Regions from separate parts of the Homo sapiens genome. Here region 2 is linked to region 1. Evidence: chromatin contacts called from ENCODE Hi-C or POLR2A ChIA-PET data. All regions are on one chromosome and are shown on one strand. Each heading gives the region's core, a stretch centred on a gene start or an enhancer-like site at or near the end of the contact. The rest is flanking DNA. Distances are from core to core; before and after follow the strand shown. Region 1 overlaps ECHDC1 (ethylmalonyl-CoA decarboxylase 1). Region 2 overlaps MTCL3 (MTCL family member 3).

Region 1 (3,811 bases), core at 37-2,536:
AAAGAAAAGCTTAATTGTAACTCTCTCTGTATGCTCTAATCATAAAGTACTATCCATTCATGATCTGATGTGAATTCTCCATAGATCTTTATAGGTAGGTATATTAAAAACAATGTTTGAAAAATATGGCTGTTTCATCTAGAATTTAATTTACTAATAGTATTTAAAACTTCCCTTTGAAAACAGTATCATTTTTTGTTGTGCTTGTTTACCCTTTGCAAACAAGAACCTTCTAAAAGCCCAAAGTTGATCTTTCTTAAGTGAGTGGTGACCTAATGAGAGGATGTGGATCAAGTGAAAGTATGGGAGTAGGAAATGTTAGGTGCATACTAAGAAAAACAAACCGAAAAGCATAGTAAGTTAAGGTTCTCAAAAGTCCTTAGTGGGGAAAAATGCTTTTTAAATACAGCATCTATTCAGCAAGTATTTACAAAGAACTACCAGTGCCAGGTGGTGGTTTAGGTGCTGAGACTACAGGAATGACCAAAACAAAACCCTTGTGCTCAGGAGCTGTTTTCAGTTTGGAGAGAAAGGCATTAAACCATATAAAGTCAGTGGCAATGAGTGCTTTATAGCAAAAAGAGAAAAAGAAAATGAGGCAGGAGACAAATGAATTGAGGATATGTGTGCTGGGGGTGTGCTATTTTCGATGAAGAAGGACACTGAATATTTGAGCAGCCACCTGAGGAAATGAGCAATGCAAAAATCTGGGAAAAGATGTTCCAGGAAGAAGGAATTGCAAGTGCAAAAGTCTTGAAGTAGAGAACTGCTTAGTATCTCTGGGGACGAGTACAGTGTAACTGGAACATGGGGGATAAAATGAGAAGCATACTTAACAGGCCTTAGTAAGGAGTTCGGATTTTATTTTTTAAGTGTAAAGTTATTTAGAGGAGGTCAACCAAAGCATTAACATCTGACATTTTACAAGGGCTGCTCTAGTTGCCATGTGCATGAAGAGCTTATTTAGCATTTCAAAGCTCTTATACCTTTTTTTTTTTTTTTTTTTAAGGAACTGGCAATACAGCTATTGCAGAGCTAGGATTTAAACCCAGGCAGGTTGGCTTCAGTTATCTTCATGGTACACATAATAGCTAGACGAGGTGGAAGCAGGGATACCAGTAAGAAAGTTATTGATAGTGGCTTGGATTAGACTGATAGCAGTGAGTTTCCCTAACGGGTTCATTTTCCCCAGTCATGGGATTTTTATGAATAGGATGATTAATAAGAAAGTATAACAATAAAGGGGAGTTAACATTTGCCAGTTCAACAGACTGAGTAAAGCTACACGATTTAGCTTTACTAAATAAACGCCCATGCGTTTTATTTTGACTGCATGCTTCAAGAAGCTTTCACTTTCAAATTACTCATTACAAAAAAGAAGACCTTAAGTTGGGTTGGCTTTCCAACGTGTTAAATACTCAAATGCAGGTGATTTGGTTCTATTAGCACTAAGAACAAAAAACTCAGTCTTTGACCCGAGAGAATTCTGACAAATGCCAACTTATTAACTCACTGGGAAACTTTCTCTTCACAGCTGTGAATTTCTACAAAGGAAAATATGCCTCCATTATGAACAATTGCTTCTAGAGGCAAATAGCTATGAAAAATAATAGTTTTCAAGAAATAATTTTAAAATTGGGAGGAAAAAAGAACAAGTCTTATAAAAATCTGAATTTATCACAATATTGTAAGAGGAGTACTGCCTTGTTAAAACAATATCAAAAGGAATAGAAATTACAGAAATAATGTCTAATATTCTTAGAAATAGGAATATTGTCAATATTGAACCCAATCCTATAAAGCTTTTTACATAATACACTAAATATGTAACTGTTCTGAATTGAATCCTAGAATTGGTTCAGAGCTGTGCCTATAATGGAGTAAAGGACTATGCCAGGAATAGATTCATTTAGAATCAGCTGAACATAAAAACTGGTTAAAGTCCTAGATGTTGGAATAATGTAGATGAGCTTATGACAACAAAAGTTATTACCTATGTAAGCACATTCATATTTGGAATTATTTGCTTCTAAAGAAAAATCATCATCTCTATGGTGATTTTTTTCCATTTGCCTTATTTTATAAGGTAAAGTGTGTCTTTTGGAATCATATTTTACAACTCCAACAAATCTTGAGGTTATCTTTGTAAAAATACCTTTTGTGATCAAAATCTAACATCCATTCTTTGCAAATTGTATACCTCGGGTGTGCTTATGTACTGATATACATTAAATATATATTAAATAAATATGACCAAAAAATTCATTGGTGATAAAAGAACACAAGTAGTTTCCTCTAATAAACAGAGCATTCAGATGGTAACCTTTACAGGACTCTTTTAACCTAAAAATGAAAGTTTAAATATAAAATTTAAAATGCTGAAAAACCTAATTTAAGAAGGACATTATTATATTAACAACAAGATATATCCCAAAATAGTTTCCTGATAGACCCTACAGGATTATACACTAATTCTTTCTAGAGTTTAGATGCAGTTACCTAGTAATATAATTATTGCAAGGGATAATCTACGTAGAGTAATGGAAGACTTAGCTCTTATAATTTTGAAGACTAATGACAGACTCAATTTATAAAACCATATTAAACTTGCTTATTTTGACAAGTAAAAGAATGATAAGTGTCTTCTAACTGTTTAATAGCATAATCATTGGCAATGTTTAAAATTTCCTCTGACATCCTGGGGCAAAGGAGATGAGATTAATCAAATGTGGATATATTTCTTGTTACTACTGTCTGGATGAAACAATGTTATAAGAAAGACTACTCATAACTGGGGAAAGAGTTACACCTTTGACAGGTGATACAAAGTCAAGTGTTGATGATACCAGGAAGGACTGTTCAGTGAGTTACTACTTCTTGATGAGTTAACTCTTAAGTTTCAGGTCTTGAACAAATGTATTCAAGAACATTCTAAAAAGAAATTACCAAATTTTACTAAAATAGGAAGTTTTTAGTGGAAAAGTTGCAAAAAAACAGCCTTTTTGTAATGTTGATTATTAAAGCAAGGTACTTCTAGTAAATTCTGTGATGAAGGATGGAAATATAAATAATTGAATTGGAAGAGTGTACAGCTTTGATGTGAAGTGCATACACTCAGAAGCCAGACTGCTGGGCTTGAAATCCTAGGATGGCCACTAGACTGGCTACATATCCACACATTGTAAAATACAGCAAAGGCAAAAGAAACATGGTACAAAGAGGAGAGGAAGATTCATCTCTAGATCTTAGGAAGTTACTTAACATCTCTGTGTCTCTTGATAGATACTTTGAACATATGTACTCCACAATTCTTTTATAGATAGAGTGTGTCTGTATGTTTTAAAAAATTGTGTGAAATTGCCTCAAACACATCTACAAGAGAATACAGTATTACCTACTTTTATTTGGAAATATAAAAGTTGTATATATTTTGTAGTCTGATACATAATAAACTCTGTATACTAGCTTTTAATACTATTAAGTTGGTGGTATTGATAGGTCCGTAAAAATAACAGTAGTGTTTCTGCTAGTGAAGTAGTATAAAGTTGTCCCCTGGACTAAAATCCCATAATCTCTAAAATATTCAGAGTAAAAGAGCTATACTCAACACTGTATAACCAGCAAATACTCTTCTTCTTCGATGTTGGTTTTATAAATGGAGAGCACAAGAAATATTCAATTTTTATATTGCCAAATAAAGTTAGAAATAATACTGTATTCTAATACAGATATGGTTGAAGCAGAAGATTGCAAGCTGATCTTTTTTAAAAAACAGGTAAGACAGTTATCCCTCTAAGATTTCTTAGAACTG
Region 2 (4,194 bases), core at 309-2,808, 190 kb after region 1:
GGGATGTTATGGTTGGCTTTATAAGTAAATATTCTGATTTATACTACCTGTATCTACAGCTACATAATTGATATGCAAATTTGACTTTGTTTTGCATAAGTTTATCTGGCCATTATATCTATTTATAAATGTAGTTTGTGATTATATACACTTAGAGGTACTTGGTGTACTAGTTGAAATTTTATTTCCACATACCTCTGTGGGAGTCTGTTGAGCCTTTTTTTCAGATTTTGGCAAATCTTTGCTTCCTCTTCTTTTTAAGGATAACTGAAACAAAGCATGAATATATTTAGTTGGATAAACTATAATTTTAATTCAATTTTATGTTTTTAAGTATTCTAGTCTCAAACGACAAAACCAAGACAAATAAAAAGAGTTAGTTCAATAATCATAAAAGGAGGAAAAAAAATCCTAAACCAGATAGATTTAGATATATTTTTACTTTGGACTAGGATACACATCACAGTAGAATGTAGCTGGCAATTATTTAATTTGAGAAATACAGGAAACCTACTGTGAAAATGCAGAAAAACAACAGACAAAATTGATTGTTGACTCAATATGATATATAGTTCAAATGTAAACAAATGCTTGTTAGCATTCCACATCACTGAAGGAAAAAAAGTAAGTTATTATTTCCAATGTTGGGAGTTAGGTTGCTATAAGCTTATGAACACACACTTTCAGTGAATTTATGTAGAATCGGAAGCACTTCATTCTCCCCTCACCACACATCACCCCCTTGCTCCTCCTCGACACGTGCAAAATGATAGGGCATGGTAGGGGTTGTAGTGAAATGGAGAAGGCATGCCCCATCTCAAGAAACAGGTGGACCAGCCACAGCTTCAGCTCATTGTGTGATACAGGAATGTGGGCTTTTACAAGAGAAGCTGGGAATCTGGATTCTTATGTAAAATCTCCCACATTTTACTGGCTGATCCTAATTAAAATTCAAACTAACACTTTGGAAGTCAAAGAATACACAGCTAGTGCCAAACTGTTTCAAGGACAAGCGTAATATGATCTCTGGTGCTCAGTTCCATTTCTCACACCAATATAAGAAGAAGGGTCTCTGTATGTAAACAATAATTATCCGTATGTATGACTGTCTACCATATACTACACATTGAGGGGGAGACTCAAAGTTTGATTAGATACTGCATCTACCATCAGGAAGCTGAAACTTAGCAGGGGAGGAGACAGAGAAGCAAACAATTACAGTGCAAATTGATAAATGCTATGCTTTAGGTTCTGTGAAGCAGGGGTTTTGATTTAGTGTGGCATCACCACCATAAAAATAGTGCTTGCCACATGGCAGGTGGTGAAAAAAATACTTGCTGAACTAATGATATATGAATACCAAATCGAGGTTCTGAGGTCAAAGAGAAGGACAGGGGTATAGACTGACAGTAAAAATAGGGAAGCCTTTTCCAAACAGGAGTCTTCATAAATTCGCAAAGAAATGAAAATTAAATTCTTCACATGTTAATTTCTAACCCATATCCACTGTTAAGTAAAGGCATACGTTCAAGCACAGAAGGCAGGGGAATACTTTGGTGCAACTGCTTTCATTCAGTATGAAACTGAAACTACACAGACAAATGAATAGCCCACGTGGTTATTCATTTCTAGTTCTTTACAGGAAGAAGTTCTTTCTGTTGCTTGTATAATCTTCTTAGAAAGGAAAGCTTGGGGACTGACTCACCATAACCAAAAAGTAATTTAGGAAGTAATCAACAAAACAGTCCCAAGAATACCAAGAATAAAGTGAGCTAAACTAAGAAACCTGGAACATTCTAGGTAGGGGCTGCCTACAAGAAGCGTTGAATTTGTTTCACTAAATACTTATTGAATGCTTGTATTTGAATTCACTCAATTATGTGTTTATTTAGTGACTACCAATGCACTTCATAACATACCTGTGACACAATAATAATGAAACCAATGTGATCTTTGCTCTTTTGGGGGTTCTCAGCTTACTTGGCATGATCTGTTCAGTCTGGAATTCAACACAGTGTTATGAAAGCAATGATAATACAAGAACAATATTAACTGTCATTGAGCCCTAATTCATGTCAACCCCTTCACATACATTATCTCAGCTAATTTTTAAACACTCCTTTTAGCCTCACTTTGCAGGTGCTGAAACTAAAGTTTACAGGGGTAACAGAAGTAGATGAATAAATTATCAAAAGCATCAGTTATCTCTGTGCTCCTCAGAACAGCATCATCAGTGTCACCCAGAAAGCTGTTGGAAAAGCAAATTCTTGAGATTCATCCCAGAACCACTGATTCAGAAACTCTGAGGATGAGGCCCAGTGATCTATGATTTAATAAGCTAAAGTTTGCAAATGTCTAAAGTTACTAGTTGGTAACAATAACTTCAGACCTTGACCCAAGTCTTTCTCATATCTAACTGTTAGCTATTAGATCACTAAGGAGAAAGACTTTATCTAATCTAGGGCTAGAGATGGTGTGGGGAGCTAGGGATAATTTCCAAAATGAGTAGCATCTTATCTAGAATCTGGTGCATGAGTAGTTAGCCAATGGAAGATGAAGAGGAGGAAAAGGGAAAAAAAAAGGCATTCCACATAGAAAAACCATTTCTGGGACAGAAATTCCATATGGGTGTTACAGAGTGAGAGGAGAGGAGTGACATGAGATTTGCTGGTGGCATAAGTCAGATCTTGAAGGACATTGAATAAAGATTGAATTTTATCTTATTCAGGTCAAATTATTGTCCTAGGGTCAACTTGGAGCACTAAATGCTCCTATTGAGCAAGAAATGTCATAATTAGACTGTCATAGAGATATACAAAGACACAAGGGTGGCAGTACAAATCGCTGTGAGATAAAGATGTTACATGCAGGGGTTTCAAGGGAAAGTATGTTCTAGTTCTGGAAATGTTTTTTGGTCTTTGTGTTTCATTCATTTCATAGGTATTTAGTTTCTGGTCTATATGTGGTACTGTATATATGCCAAACACATGTGACTAAGAAATATTGTACTCTTTCCCCAAAGAGCTAACTGTTTATAATGATAAAAAGGATGCAATTAGCAAAAACAGTGGGCAGAACTAACTCAGGGCAATAAATGAACAAAAAGGGACTGAGAGGGCAAAGGAAGAAGCTCTAATTCCAGATCTGGGGAATCAGAGAAAATCATTCAAGAGAACTGACTTTTGAAGGATATGCAAAATTTCAACAGAAATAAAACTGAACAAACTGTTGTAGGAGTAAAGATATAGAGGAATGAGTTTGCCTTTCAGATGCACTAACTCCTGAAAAGAAGTGATGGAGGTAGGGCCACTGTAGAGATGGGGTAAAAGAAGATGCAGAAAAGATTGAGGTCAGCTTGTGCAGCTGAGAAATTTAGACTTTATCCTGTGGGCAATGTTAAAATGAGACCTCTAAATTAATATAAGAGCAATGCTGAAATTAGGGCATTCTTTCCTAAGAGGCATTTTCTATTTTGCTTTTATTTAAATATCACTCAGGTGGAGTGTTAAGCTCAAATAAAGCTCTGAAGTAAAGCCTTCCCCTTGAATAAAGATACATTAGCTTTCAGGTGCCTTTAGGGCTGCTACTATGTGTAAGTATCACATTTGCATTTTCAATAAATATTTCATATTTTCATATTCCAGTAAGTTTATGTTAACTTTCTGAATCCTATGAAACAAAGATGAGACATTTCTATGGATACAGAAAGTTAGAGAAATAATGTGAGTCCAAGTAGTCCCTTTCCTGTGAGGATGAAACTGTGTAACCTCCCCCCTTGTCATCCTCCCCCACCATCATCCACTAAATCTTGTAACCTCTGCTAGGGGAGCAGTTGGGGAGGCCACAATGAAATCTCAGATTTTCATATTTGCTGGCAAAGCAGGCACTTCTCTAGATGGTTCTCTAGATAAATACGTTGAAAACATTTATTGTCCACTTCTTAATTCTTTACATTCCCAGCCTCAGCTTGTCCAAAAGAGGCTGCTGTTTTTTTTGATCATGAGAAGGCCAGGAATTAGAGAGTTTTGCCAGTAATTATTTTTTCACAGCAATGATATAAAATGGGTTGTTTGTTTTCTAAAAATGTTTTGAGATTATCTTCCTTTTCTCAATTAAAATTTACTCCACTTAGTATGTAGCATCTTTATGTTTTCAGCAATTAAACCACAGAGAAGAATGTGCCTAACATGCTAC

What was found. Hi-C counts contacts between places; a loop is a spot of excess contacts on that map. ChIA-PET counts read pairs that join two places held with the same protein, here RNA polymerase II (POLR2A). Pooled maps may share reads with other maps.
Region 2: a pooled map shows a loop between it and region 1 (7-fold over the local background). The contact joins two enhancer-like sites. A Hi-C loop is called at or near these places in 2 of 37 single-sample maps with no recorded cell type and 12 of 50 pooled maps. POLR2A ChIA-PET finds 5 or more read pairs at or near these places in 3 of 52 experiments (H1, WTC11 and activated CD4-positive, alpha-beta T cell).

Annotation. Positions count from the first base shown.
Region 1 is chr6:127,290,290-127,294,100 of GRCh38, forward strand. The region is part of intron 5 of ECHDC1 (ethylmalonyl-CoA decarboxylase 1); the gene reads right to left. Among named protein-coding and RNA genes, the nearest start is that of RNF146, 25 kb to the left of the region's middle. RefSeq lists a silencer at 508-567. Within about 2 kb of position 1,287, at least 3 of the 41 ENCODE cell types and tissues checked have a DNase peak (open chromatin) inside an H3K27ac peak, as active enhancers do.
Region 2 is chr6:127,482,718-127,486,911 of GRCh38, forward strand. MTCL3 (MTCL family member 3) reads right to left here. Exons shown (of 7, transcript NM_001400265.1): 5 at 196-267. It overlaps SOGA3-KIAA0408 (SOGA3-KIAA0408 readthrough), which reads right to left. Exons shown (of 13, transcript NR_174482.1): 5 at 196-267. Among named protein-coding and RNA genes, the nearest start is that of KIAA0408, 25 kb to the left of the region's middle. RefSeq lists an enhancer at 1,587-1,716. Within about 2 kb of position 1,559, at least 4 of the 41 ENCODE cell types and tissues checked have a DNase peak (open chromatin) inside an H3K27ac peak, as active enhancers do.